Regions from separate parts of the Homo sapiens genome. Here region 1 is linked to region 2. Evidence: chromatin loops called from intact Hi-C (ENCODE). Cell type or tissue: HepG2. All regions are shown on one strand. Each heading gives the region's core, and the rest is flanking DNA. Links, peaks and the distances in the headings are about the cores only.

Evidence for each region. Hi-C counts contacts between places; a loop is a spot of excess contacts. Peaks named below come from ENCODE experiments on the same cell type or tissue, not always from the same donor. Only the 100,000 strongest peaks of a DNase experiment are listed, where the experiment ranks them.
Region 1: it touches region 2 in a loop (4-fold over the local background); 3 of 110 quality-filtered maps call a loop at or near these places.

Annotation. Positions count from the first base shown.
Region 1 is chr1:235,231,340-235,241,545 of GRCh38, reverse strand. It overlaps ARID4B (AT-rich interaction domain 4B), which reads left to right. Exons shown (of 24, transcript NM_016374.6): 8 at 1,095-1,233; 9 at 7,054-7,133. Among named protein-coding and RNA genes, the nearest start is that of MIR4753, 46 kb to the right of the region's middle. In HepG2, for the core only: no CTCF peak of the experiment used is centred there; a DNase peak (open chromatin) is centred at 4,305.
Region 2 is chr1:235,410,950-235,421,155 of GRCh38, reverse strand. It overlaps TBCE (tubulin folding cofactor E), which reads right to left. Exons shown (of 17, transcript NM_003193.5): 4 at 6,538-6,723; 5 at 1,595-1,683. Among named protein-coding and RNA genes, the nearest start is that of TBCE, 49 kb to the right of the region's middle. In HepG2, for the core only: CTCF peaks have their summits at 3,876 and 5,647 (motif pointing right); DNase peaks (open chromatin) are centred at 3,905, 4,675 and 5,675.

The DNA of each region.
Region 1 (10,206 bases), core at 980-8,979, 180 kb after region 2:
TCCGCCTCAAAAAAGAAAAAAATAGTTTTCACTTTGTTTACATTTATATTGGAATATATAAATATAAAGGCATGACGGTTACTTTGTCATACTTTTGGAAAGGCATCAAAGACAACTTCAGAGTATACTAGATAGTATACTAAATAGGTAAATCATGTTTAAAGTTTTTTAGTAGTTTAATCTGTCAGTTTTCCTTTTTTGGGCAGTGAAACTGATCATTGCAAACTATCTGAAAAACACTTTTATCTTTGTAGGTATTCAATAATAGCCATTCTAAAAAGGACATATGTTGTTGTCCATCAAACATTTCCTAGTCTTTACTCATTCTGGGCATTTTCTTTGGTGCTGATTCTTTATTAGAATCAGATTCAAATTGGAATAGCTTTTTGTTTTGTTTTCCTTTTTACTACACTTTCCTCAAACATCAAGTTGATGGTTTCAGATACTTCCTTTTTCTTCTGACAGTTATCTTTCTAATTTACTAGTCCAATATTTAATGTTACTGAAAGGATTTTCTGTTTTTCTTTTAATTTTGAAAGTTTTTAGCATCATACAAAAGAGGCTTATTGGACATTTTATGAATACCTAATTGGTGTGTATTTGTTGTTATGGATAGCAGTGGTGATCTCTTTTCAGATTGCCTCCTCTTCCCAACCTAACCTCAGTTAATAAAGGTCTGCTCTCCTACCTTTTAAAATTAACTTTGTACTGGAGATATAGAATTACTGTCTCCAGAATTCCTTTAATTTGAGATTGGGATTGTGTATATTTTAGTGTAATACTGGGATGTTTAATATGGGGCCTTCACCTTTTTGAGGATTTGGGAACCAGTTATTTGTCCTGATCTTCCTCCTCAATTTTTTACAGTAGCACTAAATAAACCAGAAATATTTTTGGGAAAATGATGTGCTTTCCTCTCATGATAAACTCTTGCTGTTATTTTTTAGAAATTTAGAAAATGATTTAAGATTTAAATTAGCCATTTTACAGGTCTTAGGAAATGTAATAAGAGTTTGGGAATACCTATATTCATCATTGGCATGCTTATTCTTTGTGAGGATAAATGGAAATATTTTATTTTTTTCTCTCCCTAGACCAGAGGAAGAGTCTTCATCATCCTCCAGTGATGAAGATGAGGATGATAGGAAACAGATTGATGAGCTACTAGGCAAAGTTGTATGTGTAGATTACATTAGTTTGGATAAAAAGAAAGCACTGTGGTTTCCTGCATTGGTGAGTAGCTTCAGTATACAAGAGTTTAATTTCAAACTTTATAAGTTTATGAAGAAAACAATTTTCTTACTAATGTTTTTCATAGGTACAAAATGAGGAAATGTTTTTAGCATTATTTAGTTCACACTAAGCTTACTTTCAACGTTGTCTTTGAATACAAAGAACTCTTGATGTCATTCAGGAAAGGCAAAATCTTGATAATCTTAGAGGTTTAGCTATGTGGAAGTTGAATTCTCTCTCTCTCGGTAGAAAATTCATGATGCAAACTTTTAAAGCTCCTAAGTCCATGTAGGTCTAGATTGCAAAAGAACAACAGAATCTTTCTTGGTTGACAGGGATAACTAGACCTTTTCCTCATACTTAGTGAATCAGGGTGTTTCCATCCTTGATCTTAATCTTGCCTTTTAGGTACTCCCTATATAATCATGACTGCAATTATACATTACCCCACTCTTCAATTTTCTCTACAGTAGATTGTTAATTCTACCTACTTTTTAATGTTTTTCTCTCCAAAAGATTGCAATTCCTTAGATTCCAGGTTGAATATTTTGCATTTTTTCCTTGTTTTCTCACGTTGCCTTTTTGTGATTCTGAGGAGGTACTCAAGATTTATTATCAGGAGTATCCTCATGATTGTCCCAAGTTCTTGTATTTCAAACTGTTAAGACATGACAGAAAGCCTTTTGAGCTTTTTATCTCTCTGTTTTTCGTAACCACTAGCTTCTTTAGCAAGTTGAAAGGGCCATGTATAGACCATTTTCTTTGACTTTTAGAAAGGGAACATATACTAATATCTTTCACGGACATAACTAGGCTGCTTTTCAAATAATCTTTTGGTAGACAAAATAATTTGTAGCTCTTAAAGCAAATAGAGGTTCAACTAATAATTAGCTATATATGATACTTTAATGAAGATTTAACTCTGTGGCAATAAGAATGCATTTTTTTCTGGACAGCATATAATTGGATAAATCACTTAAGGTTTTAAATTTCAAGTAGGAGACTGAAGTTAATAATCAGTATCTCTTAAGAATTATCTTGGCTGGGGTGTGGTGGCTCACACCTGTAATCCTAGCACTTTGGGAGGCCGAGGTGGGCAAATCCCCTGAGGTCAGGAGTTCGAGACCAGCCTGGCCAACAGGGCAAAACCCCGTCTCTACTAAAAATACAAAAAAATTAGCTGGCTGTGGTGGCACATGCCTGTAATCCCAGCTAGGCAGGAGAATAGCTTGAACCCAGGAGGCGGAGGTTGCAGTGAGCCAAGATCGCGCCACTGCACTCCAGTGTGGGCGACAGAGCAAGATTCCCTCTCAAAAAAAAAAAAAAGAAGAAAAAAAAAGAATTATCTTGAACTCTTTAAAATTTTGATATGTCTGAATTGTCCTATGATGATTTTATCTGAAGACCATTGAGTCATTTGCATCAAACAGTGAGATCCACTTTTTTTTTTTTTCCCCGGAGACAGAGGCTTACTCCGTTACCCAGGTTAGAGTGCAGTGGTGTGATCCTGACTCGCTGCAGCCTTGACCTCCTGGGCTCAACAATTCTCCCACCTCAGCCTCCTGAGTAGCTCACACTACAGGTGGAGACCACCACATCTGGCTAATTTTTAAATACTTTGTAAATACGAGGTCTCCCTATGCTGCCCAGGCTAGTCTTAAACTCCTGGATTCAAGTGACCTTCCCACCTTGGCTTCCCAGAGTGCTGGGATTACAGGTGGGGGCTACTGAGCCCAGCCCACATCTTTTACAAATATGTCCTCCCCTCACTTCATATTTAATAAGCTATAAACTGAAGATCCGCTGATAAACAAAAGACACTTTGAAAGTACTATTCTCACGTTTGACAACTAATTTGTTCTCAAATATCGAGAGACAGAATGGGTCAAAATTATTCTCTGTCTCTGTTTTGTATGTTCTCACTCCCTTACTAAAAATAATTAGCCAAATTCTCCTCTAATGCTTTTTTCCCTTATGTTAATGACATTCAATAAAATTTTTGTGTTCTCAAGATTAACACATATTTGTTAGGTATGCATTTATCATATACCAAGTTCTGTTCAAAATATTTAACAAAGATAGACTCATTTAGTGGTGTAGAGGTTTTTTGTTCTCATGATTAATAAACTTTCCTTTTTTCTTTTCTTTTCTTTTCTTTTTTTTTTTTTTGAGATGGAGTTTCGCCCTTGTTGCCCAGGCTGGAGTGCAATGGTGCGATCTCGGCTCACTGCAACTCCGCCTCCCAGGTTCAAGTGATCCTCCTGCCTCAGCCTCCCGAGTAGCTGGTATGACAAGCCACCATGCCCGGCTAATTTTGTATTTTTAGTAGAGACAGCGTTTCTCCATGTCGGTCAGGCTGGTCTCCAACTCCTGACCTCAGGTGATCTGCCCGCCTCAGCCTCCCAAAATGTTGGGATTACAGGCATGAGCCAGCACACCCGGTGATGATTAATAAACTTTTCTCTACAATTTGTGCTTGAGAATCTGCTAACTCTTTATTCTCATTCTCTCATTTTCCTGCTCATTGACTAACAATTGCAGAGACTTAGAAATGGGATTAAAACACTGTCCTTTGTTTATATGTATTTGTATGAAAACTTATGTCCATAATATATATAAACTCTTTTGTATATTTGTGGTTTTTGTGCTAAACTAGGTAACCATGGTCTCAAATGAAAAAGAAACAATAGAACTACCTTTGTTTTTACTGTTTTCTACTTGTGATGTCCATTTACCCTTTTTAGTCAACATGTCTTATTTCTTTATCTCCACTGCTTAGTTCAGTGTTCGGCACAAATTAAATATGCAGTAAATGTCAGCTCTTGTAATGATAGTGAAAAATGAGGACAATTATTTGTTTTAATAAATATAAATATTTTATAATACCTTTGTACCTTCCTGTGTATCCAACATTTAGTGGATACCTATATGTACAAGGAGTGTGCTAACACCTATTATGAGATAGGTATTATTATTTATCCCGATGTAGAGATAAGGAAACTGAGTATTAGCAGGGTTAAGTTAGTTGCCACACTTTGGGTTAATTATTAAGCTGAAAAAAAGCATCAGTGTTTGCGATTCTTTCTTTCTTTCTAAAGCACTAGGAGTCTTTGTGAGTTTCTTTTGAAAGTATGTTTTAAGGCCAGCTGCAGTGGCTCACACCTGCAGTCCCAGCACTTTGGGAGGCCGAGGCAGGCGGATCACCTGAGGTCAGGAGTTCAAGACCAGCCTGGCCAACATAGTGAAACCCCTTCTGTACTAAAAATGGAAAAATTTGCAGGACATGGTGGTGCGTGCTTATAGTCCCAGCTACTCGGGAGGCTGAGGCAGGAGAATCGCTTGAACCTGGGAGGCGGAGGCTGCAGTGATCTGAGATCACACCACTGCATTCCAGCCTGGGTGACAGAGCAAGACTTTTATCTCAAAAAAAAAAAAAAAAAAAAAAAAAAATATATATATATATATATATATATATATATTTTTTATAAAACCGTTTTGTGGGCCAGGCGCGGCGGCTCACACCTGTAATCCCAGCACTTTGGGAGGCCGAGGTGGGCAGATCACTTGAGGTCAGGAGTTCAAGACCAGCCTGGCCAACATGGTGAAACCCTATCTTTACTAAAATACAAAAATTAGCCGAGCATGGTGGCGGGAGCCTATAATCCCAGCTACTTGGGAGGCTGAGGCAGGAGAATTGCTTGAACACGGGAGGTGGAGGTTGCAGTGAGCTGAGACCGTGCCACAGCACTCCAGCCTGAGTGACAGAGCAAGACCCCATCTCAAACACACACACACACACACACACACACACACACACACAACTGTTTTGTAAGTCTTTTTCTCAATAGGAACATTAAATTTTTTAATATTAGTGTTTTGAGTTATTAATTTAAGCTTCTCACACCATAATCACTAAAAAGTTTCTTTGACGAAAATGAAAAATCTAAGGATTTTTAATATTGAAAGGTTAGTAATCTGTTTAGTCAGCCATTTCACTGTTGTTTTTAAATTCTTAGAATTATTGATGTATGTTATCTCCTCCCAAAATTGAGATCCATTGGACGGTGATGGATAGTTTTTGGTAACTAGAGTGAAAAATTATGTTCTAAATCGACCAATCTTGATATAATCGCACAAATAGTATTTGTGTTTCTAATTTATGTTATTTTTATAAATCGAGTAAATTCAAAGTGTTTTAGTAACATCATAAGAAAACAGTTAACTGGGTCTGGGTGGCCTGTGCCTGTAGTCCCAGCTACTTGGGAGACTGAGGTGGGAGGATCGATTGAACCCTGGGAGGTTGAGGCTGCATTGAGTCGTGATCACGCCACTGCACAGAGTGAGACCTTGTCTCAAAAAAAAAAAAAGAAAAAGAAAAAGGAAACAACTACATAGTCCCAGGAACTATAAATAACTACCATGCACTGAGTATTTACCCTGACTAGGACTGTGCTGAGCTTATTAATATAAGTAGTATTGTTTAATCCTAATTGAGACTTACTCTCAGTCTCAATTTTTTATTTTCCAATTTCATTTTAAGAGGGGGAAATCTTAGATTCCATGGCTCATGCAGTTCTCCTTTTCAGTTTTTTTCACCAGGTTCTCCTCTTCTAATCACCCTTTCAAGCTGTAATTCAGGATTCAGAATGTATCGCTGTATTTTCTTTACGGTGATCTCATCTCCTTTTAAAGCTTCACCTTGCAGAGATAGCAAAGAGATAAAGTGACCAAGAAAATAACATACATGGGTGAATGGGATAAAATGCATATTGTCGTTCTGTGGCAGAACTGGACAGTGAGCCCACTTACTCATACACCAGTGTCATCACTGGCCAAAGCTATCACATGTGCAGTTTTCGAAATCCTTCGCTCATCAGGGAAAAGTAATGAGTGGATTTGGCTCACAAGCCCCAAGTTTTAGACCCCTAATATTTAGGCTGTGGGCTCTCAAATTTATATCCTTGAGTCCAGACCTCTACGCTTTGCTCCAGACCTGATTTTTCTGTTCACTGTCTTCATTTGGATGTCTTTTAGCCACCTAAAACTTAGTAGTCCCAAAACTCCTCTTATTATCCCTTCCCTCATGCACAAACTTGGCCCTTTTTTGTTGTTTTTCTTTCACAGTGAATAACTCTGTCATCTGCCTATTTGTACAAGGCAGAAAACTAAGCATCCTCTTATTGTTCATCTTTCTACTTCCCTAATTATCTTGGATATTTCTCATTCCTTTAATTTGCCATTGCCACCACTTTACATCCAAGCCACCACCTCTCACTCAGGTGATCACAGTAGCTTAGTTTCTTTGAACAGTTGCCTCTGCGTGGTCCATTTTCTTCATAGCAGCCAAAGTAGATTTTTAAAAGGAAAATCTATTATGACATTCTTTGGTTTCAGATTCTTTCAACAAAGATGTTAGATTTTATCCTAAGAATTAATATGGCCTACAAGGCTCTGGAAATTCTGGACCCTTGTTTTTTTCTTAGCCATGATGTATCCCTTCAGTTAAGGATCTAACTCTACCTTTTTTCTGTTTCTGACTAGAACTTCGTCCACAGCTTCATCCTAGTCATAGCTGTGCTTCTGCTTTCAATGCCTTGCCTATGCCAAAAATTCTAGATTATCCAGCAGCTGGAAGGATGTAGGATGCCAATTTAAAATTGCTTGTGTGTGCTCCCACGTGTGTGTGTGTGCCTGTTTACCCTCAAACTAAAATTAGTTTTTAAACTTCAAGCTTACACTTTTTAAAAGGATTTAAATGGTGGGTACTTACCTATCTATGAGTTCTTTTAGTTATAATAGCTTCACCCTTTTTCTTAAAAGGTGGTTTGTCCTGATTGTAGTGATGAGATTGCTGTAAAAAAGGACAATATTCTTGTTCGATCTTTCAAAGATGGAAAATTGTAAGTATAATTTACTTGGTTTGAAAAACCAGTTTATAAATATATGCTGTTATTTTGAATTAGGATGTTAAATGATTAATTAGTTATTTCCAATTACCTTAGGCTTTTATTTTTCATCATACAGAATGTTTCAAAGAGTCACTGTTTTTCATATTATCTTAATGTGTTGTAGTCTTATAGTATGTTTTTCCTTACTAATTTTGGTAATCTTTTCCAAACTAGACACTCAGTACTGTCTAATTTGTCAACACTTGTCCACATAATAGCTGGTTATTTGAGGCAAATTTGCCATATCTAATGTATTTAATACTTTATTGATTTTTTTGTTTTTTTTGAGACGGAGTCTCACTCTGTCACCCAGGCTGGAGTGCAGTGGTGCAGTTTCGGCTCACTGCAACCTCTGCCTCCTGGGTTCAAGCTATTCTCCTGCCTCAGCCTCCTGAGTAGCTGGGACTATAGGTGCATGCCACCGCACCCAGCTAATTTTTATATTTTTAATAGAGACGGGGATTCACTGTGTTGTCCAGGCTGGTCTCGAACTCCTGATCTCGTGATCTGCCCGCCTCGAACCCCAAAGTGCTGGGATTATAGGCGTGAGCCATCGCGCCCGGCCTATTGATGTATTTATTGACATTATTTCCTTAGGGTTTGTTCTTGATGGTCTAATTAGGAATTTCCAATACTTCTACTAGTTATGTCTAATGGTTATAGTGATACCTGTTGGATAATACTCAACTTTTGCAGTAGTCTGAGGATTAAAATGGGTTACTTGTATATGGATGGTAAGTGTTAAGAAAATGATTTGTTAATTTTTCTTTAAGAATTATATGACTAGAGAAGCCAGATATTTTATACAGAATTGTATTGGGTATAAATACCTTAAAAAGGTCATCATGTTTTAAGATTTGATGTTTGAATTTTCAAGTTCGGGAAAGGTATTTTTATTTTTAATTATTTTATTTTACTTTATTTCATTTTTTTGGTGAGGGTCTCACTCTTTCACCCAGGCTGGAGTGCAGTGACATGATCATGGCTCACTGCAGCCATGACCCTTTGGGCTCAGGTTATCCTTTCACCTCAATTTCTCTTGAGTAGCTGGGACTACACCTGGCTATTTTTGTATTTTTTGTAGTGATAAGGTTTCACCATGTTGGCCAGGCTGGTCTCGAACTCCTCAGCTCAAGCGATCCAAATGCCCTGGCCTCCCAAAATGCTGAGATTACAGGCGTGAGCCTCTGCACCCAGTCTGAAAAGTTAGCTTCAAAAACAGTATGTAGGCTGGGCGCGGTGGCTCACGCCTGTAATCCCAGCACTTTGGGAGGCCTAGGCAGGTGGGATCATGAGGTCAGGAGTGCAAGACCAGCCTGGCTAACATGGCAAAACTCCGTCTCTACTAAAAATACAAAAATTAGCCAGGCATGGTGGTGGGCGCCTGTAATTCCAGCTACTAGGGAGGCTGAGGCAGGAGAATCGCTTGAACCTGGGAGATGGAGGGTGCCGTGAGCAGAAATAATGCCATTGCACTCCAGCCTGGGTGACAACAACAAGATTCCATCTCAAAACAAAACAAAACAAAACAAAAAAAAATGTAGAACCAACTTTAACAAAATTGGGATAATCAGAGGAATTTGAGCACAGAAATTGAATATTGACTTAATATTAAATTGTTGGGGGGTAAGGAAAATGGGAAAACGTTAGTAAAACGGCACAAACTTTTATTGGTAAGATGAATAAAATGTACAGGATCTGATGTACAGTGTGGTAACTAGTATTCTGGCAGCCTCCCAAGTAGCTAGCACTACAGGTGTGTGCCACCACGCTCGGCAAATTTTTGTAGGGTTTTTTTTTTTTGCCATGTTGCCCAGGCTGGTCTTGAACTCCTGAGTTCAAGTGATCTGCCCACTTTGGCCCCCAAAGTGTTGGGATTACAGTTGTCAGCCACTGTGTCCAACCTTTATTTATTTATTTATTTTATTTTATTTACTTTTTTTTGAGATGGAGTTTCACTCTTGTTGCCCAGGCTGGAGTGCAATGGCGCAATCTCAGCTCACTGCAACCTCCGCCTCCCAGGTTCAAGCGATTCTCCTGCCTCAGCCTCTCGAGTAGCTGGGACTACAGGCATGCACCACCACACCCAGCTAATTTTTATATTTTTAATAGAGATGGGGTTTCACCATGTTGGTCAGGCTGGTCTTGAACTCCTGACCCCAGGTGATCCACTCGCCTCAGCTTCCCAAAGTGCTGGGATTACAGTTGTGAACCACTGCACTCAGCTCAACCTTTATTTTTTAAGAGATGGGATCTTGCTCTGTTGCCTACGCTAGAGTGCAGTGGCACGATCATAGCTCACTGTAACCCTGCCCTGGGTTTTTTCCAGTCAGCTCCCTGCCTCAGACTCCCAAGTAGCTGGGACTACAGGCACATGCCACCACTCCTGGCTAATTCTTTGCTTACTTTTTTAGTTTGTCTGTGGAGACTGGGTCTCGCTATATTACCTATCCTGGTCTTGAACTTTGGCATGAAGCAGTCCTCCCACCTTGACCTCCCAAAGTGTTGGGATTACAGGCATGAATCACCATGGCTGGCCCCAAACATTTTATCATTATATTGCCATAAATCGTTTTTGGCCGGGTGTGGTGGCTCATGCCTATAATCCCAGTACTTTGGGAGACTGAGGTGGGTGGATCAGTTGAGGTTAGGAGTTCAAGACCAACCTGTCCAACATGGTGAAACCCTGTCTCTACTAAAAATACAAAAATTAGCCGGGTGGTAGTGGCATGTGCCTGTAATCCCAGCTACTCGGGAGGTTGAGGCAGAAGAATCGCTTGAGCCTGGGAGGTAGAGGTTGTGGTGAGCCAAGATTGTGCCACTGCACTCCAGTCTGGATGACAGAGTGAGACCCTGTCTCAAAAACAAAACAAAACAAAACAAAAAAAGTTTTCAGTGTTGCATTTGGGCAGGGGACTCTGGTATTTGGGAACACGTTGGTGTTTATAAAATAGCTCTTATGGTAGGATCCTTCTGTAGATGATTACGTATTTTAACATCCTGTCTTGTATGTTATTTCTGACTT
Region 2 (10,206 bases), core at 832-8,831:
ATTACCAGCATGAGCCACCATGCCCATCCTTAAAATTTTCTTTTAACCTACCTCCAACATTTTTGCTTACAGGCAAAAAAGAAATATATGACAAAAATAACACTAATAAGAGCAGGTAGAGAAAAGAGATTCCAAACTTCATAAAGAGCCTCTGTTGGGGTATTATAACAAACTGCATTCAGCTGCATGAAACAGAACCAGAGTCTTTCCCACTAAAAAATAACTGCATGAGGCCAGGTATGTGGCTCACACCTATAATCTCAGCACTTTGGGAGGCCGAGGCAGGGGAATCACCTGAGGTCAGGAGTTCGTGACCAGCCTCGCCAATGTGGCGAAACCCCATCTCTACTAAAAATACAAAAATTAGCCAGACGAGGCCAGGCGTGGTGGCTCACGCCTGTAATTCCAGCACTCTGGGAGGCCAAGGTGGGCGGATGACCAGGTCAAGAGATCAAGACCATCCTGGCCAACATGGTGAAACCCCGTCTCTACCAAAAATACAAAAATTAGCTGGGCGTGGTGGCGGGCGCCTGTAGCCCCAGCTACTTGGGAGGCTGAGGCAGGAGAATTGCTTGAACCCGGGAGGCGGAGGTTGCAGTGAGCTGAGATCACGCCACTGCACTGCAGCCTGGCAACAGAGCGAGACTCCGTCTCAAAAAAAAAAAAAAAAAAAATTAGCCAGACATGGTGGCGGGCACCTGTAATCCCAGCTACTTGGGAGGCTAGGGCAGAAGAATCACTTGAACCTGGGAGGCGGAAGTTACAGTGAGCTGAGATCACGCCACAGCACTCCAGCCTAGGCAACAGAGCAAGACTCCATCTCAAAAAAAAAAAAAAGAACTGCATGAGAAAACAGACCAGGGCTGAAGCAGATTCATCTTAGGTTCCCAGTACACAGTCAGCAGCCCAGGTTCCCTCTCCTCTGCTCTCCCAATCTGTACTGGATGGCTTTCTTCACACTTGTAAGACAGCTGCCAAAGCCCTGGGCTTTCCATCCGCTCAAGGCAGGGGAAGGGTAAAAGCAACAGGCAAAAGGCAGAGGCCAAACAAGTGTGCCCCCTTTCTTTTTTTTTGAGATGAAGTCTTGTTCTGTCTCCAGGCTGAGTGCACTGGCGCGATCTCAGCTCACTGCAACCTCCGCCTAGCGGGTTCAAGCAATTCTCCTGCCTCAGCCTCCTGAGTGGCTGGGACTACAGGCACACGCCACCACACCCGGCTAATTTTTGTATTTTTAGTAGAGACAGGTTTCACCATGTTGGCCAGGATGTTCTCGATCTCCTAACCTCGTGATCCACCTGCCTCAGCCTCCCAAAATGCTAGGATTACAGGCGTGAGCCACTGCGCCTGGCCAAGTGTGCCCCCTTTCAAGGAGCCCGGTGTAGAAACTTCCACCTGAACATGCTGGCAAACTTGCAAGCAAAGGGGTCTGGGAAGGTAAATAATTTATCTGGGCCCCAACTACACCAAGCAAAACTGAACTGCATTAGGAAGGAAGTTGTCAAGACTGGACAATGGGTAGGCAATTAGCAGTCTCTGGCACAGGTATAAAATCCATAGTCAGATTCCAATAACAAGCTCTCGGTGAAAAGGATACTAGGACATGCTTCAGCAACTCCTCCTTTTTCACCAGCACAACTTACTGCACAGTTCCTCAGAGAAACTTCTTGCAACTTGCTCAGCTGACTGCATGAAAAACAGAGTTCACATGGATACATAAGCACGTATGCTATCCACTGGCCCTTTAAAAAATTAAACACATTTCAGACATATAAAAGGGTACCAAAAATAATATACAAATACCAGTAACCACCACCCAAATTAAGAAATAAAGCATTACAAAAAAGAAAAAGAGCACTACAAATATTACAAATGCAACTGAAGTCCTCTGGGGCCCTCTCCAAACACAATTCTCCCTCTACTCCCAGAGGTAAACTTTTCTTTTTGCTTTTTAGCCAGAGTCTCGTTGTGTTGCCCAGGCTGGAGTGCAGTGGCACAATCTAGACTCACTGCAACCTCTCCCTCCCAGGTTCAGGTGATTCTCCTGCCTCAGCCTCCCCAGTAGCTGGGATTACAGGCGCTTGCTACCACACCTGGCTAATTTTTGTGTTTTTAGTAGAGACGGGGTTTCACCATGTTGGCCAGACTGGTCTCGAACTCCTGACCTCAAGTGATCCACCCACCTCCGCCTCCCAAAGTGCTGGGATTACAGGCGTGAGCCACCACGCCCGGCCCTCCCCAGGGCCTTATACTACATTTGGTGTTTATTTAATCTTAAGCATTTCTTAATATTTTTACCATATATTTCCATATCCCTAAACAATTACAGCATTTTTTAATATTCTGAAACTTGATATAAATGGTATTCTACTCCGCAGAGCCTTCTGCACCTGACTTTTTCCTCAACAGTCTATTGTTCAGTGGTGAGATTTCACTACGGTGACACATGGAGCTCCAGGACATTCATCTTCACACCTTACAGCGTTTGTTATATGAACAGACCACAAGGAATGTACATACTCTTCTGCTGACATTTAGATTGTTCCCAACCACGCAGAAGTACATGCTATGGAGTGCTTCTCGCACTCACATGTAAAAGCCTCCCTAAGGTACTTCCTAGAGAGCGCACCCAGCTTCAGCATGACCAGATACTTCCGGCAGCCATTTGTTAAGTGTAGAGAATCTTGTGCTTTCTATTCATGAAAAGAATCCGCATACATAATGTCTAAGAACACAGAATCTGGAACCAGACCACCTGGGTTCAAATCCCAATTCCACCATCTCCTTTGGCTTTGGAGAAGTGAATTAGCACCTCTGTGCCTCAGACTTCACATCTCTAAAAGGCCACGGTATATGCACAAGTTCACAGCAGCATTATTCCTGGTAGTCAAGAGGTGGAAGCAACCCAAGTGTCCATCAACAAATGAAAGGATAAACAAAACGTGGCACACATATACAATGCAATATTGTGCGAACTTAAAAAAAAGGAAGGAAATTCTGACATATGCCGCAATGTGGATGAACCTTGAGTGTATTATGCTAGGTGAAATAAGCCAGTCACAGAAGAACAAATACATGGCCGGGGGCAGTGGCTTATGCCTGTAATCCCAGCACTTTGGGAGGCCAAGGTGGGCGGATCACCTGGGGTCAGGAGTTCGAGACCAGCCTGGCCAACATGGTGAAACCCTGTCTCTACTAAAAAAAATAACAAAAATTAGCCTGGCATAGTGGGGGGCACCTGTAATCCCGACTACTCAGGAGGCTGAGACAGGGGAATCGCTTGAACCCGGGAGGGTGGAGGTTGCAGTGAGCCGAGATCACACCATTGCGCTCCAGCCTGGGTAACAAGAGTGAAACTCTGTCTCAAAACAAAAAACAAGAAACAACAACAAAAAAAAGAAAGAAAAACCAGGGTACAAAAGGCAGCAGCAGAATTCAAGGTTAGAGGGTCCCAAACTTTCTCAGGCCACACGGTCCTTAGGGTTTCAGTAATTTTTTTCATGGTACTTAGGCCAAAATAAATACCTCACAGTTCCAATTAAGTACGTAGTTAGGGCCAAACAACTTAATCATTACTTATGTCCTGTCAACTCAGTGTCTGCTGGGCACTGCCCAACTTCCCAAACCCTGGAATCAGACTGGACGCCACCAATTCCATTTCCAGTTCCACACTGATTTAAGAGATACTTGCTTTTTTATAAAACAAATATTTCTATTGATGCATGATAGATGTACATAAATACTTGTGTTTTATCGCGGCAATTGCCCAAAAGCCAGCTTTGTAGGCTTATGACATCATTGAAAAGAACTACAGGAATCTCATGAAACAGGCAACTACTTCAAACTGTAGTTTGCACTGTGTCCGACAGATGTCGCTCCTTCCCCCTAAAATTTAAAATAGCCTTCTTTGCCAGGTCAACTTGGCACTAAGCATGAGGACTCAGATCTCAGTCCAAGCATCACTCCAGAGCCAAAGCCATCTCCAAGAGAAACCATACATAATGGATTTTTTAATTTGTTTTTGATTCCTTTATTGAGTAAGTCTCTTCTTAGTGGTACGATCTCAAAGCTGGTCAGCTGGATTTTATTGATGAGATAAGACAATGGCTTAAAGTAGAGGTTTCAACTCCTAACTGACAGCTATCATTAATTGTAGGATCTCATTTGTTATTCACAACAGCACTTATATCTTAGGTTTTATGTTGTAACTGAGGAAACTGAGGCTTAGAAACAATAAGCAGCTATCTCTAACTTCTGTCAGAGCCAAAAGTGCCTTAGCTGGCGGCTGAACCCAGCCTAACTCCAACACTGGCTGCATTCCACCAAGCTGTCTCATAATTTCTGAATTGACTAATCTCCAGCCAACATATGAGATTACTCCAGAATCTCTAAAATTTTACCTTTTCAATCAAGAAAGACACTAGCTAATGATTAAATGCAATGATACTCAAGTAGTAGGGTCATTTACAGAAAAATTCATGAGTTACATAGCTGTTCATAAACTAGGGGACGAAAATCCATTTGCAATTTGTTAATATTCTCAGAAAGAGATTAACCAATTAAAAAAATGCTTCCTTTGGGTAAGAGATATGTAAATATTTGGGGTTTTTTTTTTTTGGTTTGTGTGTCATTTGAGACAAGGTCTCACTATGTCACCTAGGCTGGAGTGCAGTGGTGCAATCATGTCTCACTGCAGCCTTGACCTTCTGGGTTCAGGTGATCTTCCCACCTCAGCTTCCCAAATAGTTGGGACTATAGGCACGCACCACTACACCCAGCTAATTTTTGCATTTATTTATTTATTTTTTTTGTAGAGACAGGGTTTTGCCATGTTGCCCAGGCTATTTGTATTTTAAATGGGAAAAAATAAAGCAAAGAACTCTAACCCTATGAAGCATGTAGTTCTTTAAATCCAAGTAAATCAGTAGGGTAAACAGTAAAAACTGTTCATGATAGTTACGTCTTTTTTTTCTTTTTTTTTTTTTTTTTTGAGACAGAGTCTCATTCTGTCACCCAGGCTGGAGTGCAGCGGCATGATCTCGGCTCACTGCAACGTCCACCTCCCAGGTTCAAGCGATTCTCTTGCCTCAGCCTCCCAAGCAGCTGGGACTACAGGTGCGTACCACCACACCCAGCTAATTGTTTGTATTTTTAGTAGAGACAGGGTTTCACCATGTTGGCCAGGCTAGTCTCAAATTCCTGGCCTTAAGTGATCCAACTGCCTCGGCCTCCAAAAGTGCTAAGATGACAAGCATAAGCCACCGCACCCAGCCCGTTTACGATACTTATATCTAAGTGGTGGCATTAATCATGATACTTTTTTGTTCAATCTGTAATTTCTAAATTCTCAACAATAAAGGTATCTTGTTTTATAAAGAACAGTCCATTTGTTCCTTTTTCTAAAACTCTTGATTTATTCTGAGTTTTTTTTAATGGGGGCCATGTATGCTAAAGAGTAGATGTACCAAGAAATGTATTTATTTTCCACATTGTCCCCATGTGCACTTTTATTAATAACAACAATAACAAAAGATAGTAAAGAAATTTACTTTGGACAGAACTATAGCTTAATTCTTTTAGAGACTGAAAGAAAATATATTGCAGGCCTCCAAGTGGCCACAAATTTATCCTCACAGTGGCCACCAGGGGTCCTTACCCAGATGCCTCGTCCAAGTCACTCACCACAGTAGGAAGCTGCAAGGCCTGGCCAGTTCTTGTGCAGCCATGACTGGTTTTGTGTAAATACTATCTTTCTCTCTCTTTGATTCAAGCAGTTCACTGGAATGACTAGAAAGCCTCCTTGTACAAAGTCACAATATACAGTTTCAGAGAAAAGAGAATGTTCTTGTGCAGCAGTTTTAAAGGGCATTATTTTAAGGCCGGGTGCTTAATCCCTGTAATCCCCAGTGCTTTGGGAAGCCAAGGATCACTTGAGCCCAAGAGTTCAAGACCAGCCTGGGCAACATAGCAAGATCCTGTCTGTATAAAAATAAAAATACAATACAATACAATACAATAAAATGCATTAGAGCCCATATCCCAAAATTGTGATTGAGCAGATCTGGGATGGGACCAAGGATGCCGCATGTTCCACAGCTCCCCAGGTGATGAAGATGTGCAGCCCGAGGTGAGAACTACTCCCTACTATTAACAGACGGCACCAGCACGCTCCACGGCATAGGGAACAATTCAGACTGCTGTTTCCATTCCCAACTTACCATCATCACCATGAAATAGAAAAGAACCCAAACGTCAGCCTTGGTTACTTAGTCAACACGAGATAATATGATGTGAATAGTAATAATGGGCCAATAAATATTTCAATTGCAAACTGGATAAATCTACCAATCCTGTGCTAACATAAGAATTTTAATTTCCCTAAATAATTCTTGGATTCCTCAGATTTTGATTCCGTTTCTGTGGAACCATAAACCAGTTTAGGAGCAAAGTCATGAGCATCCATATACAGTCATGGGTATTTCAATTCTGAACCTTAATAAAACCATAAAAGTCAGCTCTGCCGTTATAAACTCCACTTACCTTTGCTGTTTCATAATAGAGTCAAAACCGATAGTCTCCACAGGTTTATTTCCAATTGTAACAATTTGCTCTTTTCTATCTTCCTCTGGTCCATCTTCTAACACATAGCGGTTCTTAATTGCAGTAAGAAAGTCTGTTCCAAAATTTACCTTGTTCGGACGAATAAAGGATCCTCCTGTCGGGTGCCTGGTAAAGAAGAGCAAATGAAACACAGAAAATATTACCCACCAAGAAAGGCCATAAATACAATTTTCTGAAGGTCTTCAAAAATTTCTACATGCTAAAAAATCAAAATTAGCATAAAAGAGAATATCACATACTAAAATAATATATAATCAGTATGATTGACCATAAAGGGTTATGATCTTATGCAAGCATGTTAAATCCCTTTAAATAAACTAACAAGTAATATGAAACTGACAATTCACATTAGAAAAAACAGAAGTATTAAATCCATGGGGGTGGCCAGGCACGGTGGCTCATGACTGTAATCCCAGCACTTTGGGAGGCCAAGGCAGGAGGACCACCTGAGGTCAGGAGTTCAAGACCAGCCTGGCCAACATGGCGAAACCCCCATCTCTACTAAAAATACAAAAATTAGTCCAGCGTGGTGGTGCACACCTGTAGTCCCAGCTACTAGGGAGGCTAAGGCGGGAGAATTGTTTGAACTCGGGAAGTGGAGGTTGCAGTGAGCCAAGATCATGCCACTGCACTCCAGCCTGGGTGACAGAGCAAGACTCCATCTAAAAAAAAAAAAAAAAAAAAAAAAATCGTAGGTGGATTATATACAAAATCATTTATTTATTTATTTACTTATTTATTTTTTATTTTGGTAACAGAGAGAGACCTTGTCACTTAAAAAAAAAGAAGAAACAGTGAACTCTATAAATTGATCAAAATTGTATTATAAACACTATTTCAGCTTACGATCATTACTTTTTTTCTTTTTTTTTTTTGAGACAGAATCTCACTCTATTGCCCAGACTGGAGTGCAGTGGCGCAATCTTGACTCACTGCAACCTCCACCTCCTGGGTTCAAGCAGTTCTCCTGCCTCAGCCTCCCAATTAGCTGGGACTACAGGCATGTGCCACTACACCCAGGCTAATTTTTCTATTTTTAGGAGAGACAGGGTTTCACCATGTTGGCCAGGCTGGTCTTGAACTTCTGACCTTAAGTGATCCTCCCGCCTTGACCTCCCAAAGTGCTGGGATTACAGGCGTGAGCCACCACGCCTAATTTTTTTTTTTTTTTTTTAAAGAAAGGGGGTCTCACTCTGTCACCTCGGTGAGAGTGCAGTGACACAACCATAACTAACTGCAGCCTCCAATTCCCAGGGCTCAGGCAATGCTCCCTCTTCAGCCTCCCACGTAGCTAGGACTACAGGTACAAGCAACCATGTCCAGCTAACACTTTTCGTACTTTTTTTAAGAGACAACATCTCACTACGTTGCCCAGGCAACAACCATTAACTCTTAAAGAAAGAAATCAGACCTTTTTAGAAGTCACCATAATTCTGGCCAGGCACAGTAGCTCATGCCTATAATCCCAGCACTTTGGGAGGCTGAAAAGGGCGGATCACCTAAGGTCAGGAGTTCGAGATCAGCCTGACCAACATGAAGAAACCCCATCTCTACTAAAAATACAAAATTAGCCAGGTGTGGTGGCACATGCCTATAATCCCAGCTACTGGGGAGGCTGAGGCAGGAGAATCACTTGAACCCGGGAGGCAGAGGTTGCGGTGAGCCAAGATCATGCCATTGCACTCCAGCCTGGGCAACAAGAGCAAAACTCCATCTCAAAAAAATAATAATAATAATAATTGAAAAGGATGAAAACTAATATTTGTGATAAATTTTGTTAACATAAACATACGTACAGTTTTCTCTAAGATGTGGGTTCACAGTGATGATCAGACTCTAAAAGGAACTTGTGATCCCAAAAAGTTAAAACCAATCCCCAACCTGGGAAGAAGTGGCCAGGAGGGAGTTAGAAACTTAGAGAGTGTGGGCTGGGTGCGGTAGCTCACCCCTATAATCCTAGCATTTTGGGAGGCTGAGGCGGGCAGATCACCTAAAGTCAGGAGTTTGAGATCAGGTGCGGTAGCTCACCCCTATGATCCTAGCATTTTGGGAGGCTGAGGTGGGCAGATCACCTAAAGTCAGGAGTTTGAGACCAGCCTGGTCAACATGGTGAAACCCTGCCTCTATTAAAAATACAAAAATTAGCCAGGCATGGTTGCTGGTACCTGGAGTTTCGCTACTTGGAAGTATGAGGCAAGAGAATTGCTTGAGCCCAGGAGGTGAAGCTTGCAATGAGCTGAGATCACATCATTGCACTCTAGCCTGGGCGACAGATGGAAACGAGGGGAGGGGAAAGGAGGGAAGGGGAGGGGGAGGGGAGGGGAGGGGGAGGGGAGGGGAGGGGGAGGGGAGGGGGAGGGGAGGGGAGGGGGGAAGGGGAGGGGAGGGGAGGGGAAGGGGAGGAGAAGGGAAAGGGATGGGAAGGGAAAGGGATGGGAAGGGAAACTTGGAGAGTGTGGTGTCCTGGAAGCCAATGAAGAAAGTCAACAACCATGTCCAATGCTAAAACCAGGTCAGGTAAGGTAACAGCTGAGGCCTTGCCACTGAATCCAGCAACATGAACATAACCTTTCCTACGAGCAGTCTGGGTGGGGCAATAGGGCAAAGCCCAGCGAGGGTGAGTTCCAAAGACTGGGAGGCAAGTGAGCACAGCCTACCCTTGTCCTGAAGGGGCACAGGGGTCAAAGGAGGGAGATTGCTTAAGACAGGAGAAAATATCCACCTTGTATGTTGATGAAATTAATTCAGTGGAATAGGGGGAAGCTGATTATGCAGGAAATTAAATCCTCTTTTGTAGCAAAATTAAGTCCCATATCTCTCTCATGGCTTATACACACACATCAGTGATTTGTTTCTGTAAGTTAAACATGTCTCTTAAGTTACAAGCCTAGTTTACTGGCTGCTCTGCCTATGGAGTAGCCATTCTTTATTATTCCTTTACTTTCTTAATAAACTTGCTTTCACTTTACTCTATGGATTCCCCTCAAATTCTTTCCTTTGCAAGATCCTAGAACCCTCTCTTGGGGCCTGGATCAGGACCCCTTTCTGGTAACATCTTTCTGGCGAACCACAGAAAGGAGGACACTGAGGGGACCCGCCCCCCAACCCAAAGGAAATAGTCTGCAGCACTGACTGGGTGACCTTGGGACACAAGTGGAGAAACTGCTTATTTTACCAAGGCTTCAACTGGAATGGTGTGTGTTCCTTTATGGAATCAAACTTGACTTATAGAGCCAATAAAAGCCGCTTGGGAAAACTGGCCTCACTCCTTGTCTACACAGTTCCTGACCTGTGTCCCACAGACCTATGGAAGACAAGAGAATGATCCCACTTATTCCTGTGAACCAACCAGTGATCTCTGGCTGCTGCTCAGAAGAAACAAGAGTGATGGGTAATGTTATTCTAATTCTGGGCACATATTGGAATTGGCTAGTGACTCCTTATTAGCTTGATTTAAACAATTGCCCAGTTCATGGAAAACTTTCTAATTCAGTTTACTTGGGATAATTTTATTTTTTTTATTTTACTGTTGTGGAATATATTGCTGTGATTATACTCTTTGTGTAGGAATGCAGGATAAGCTTACTA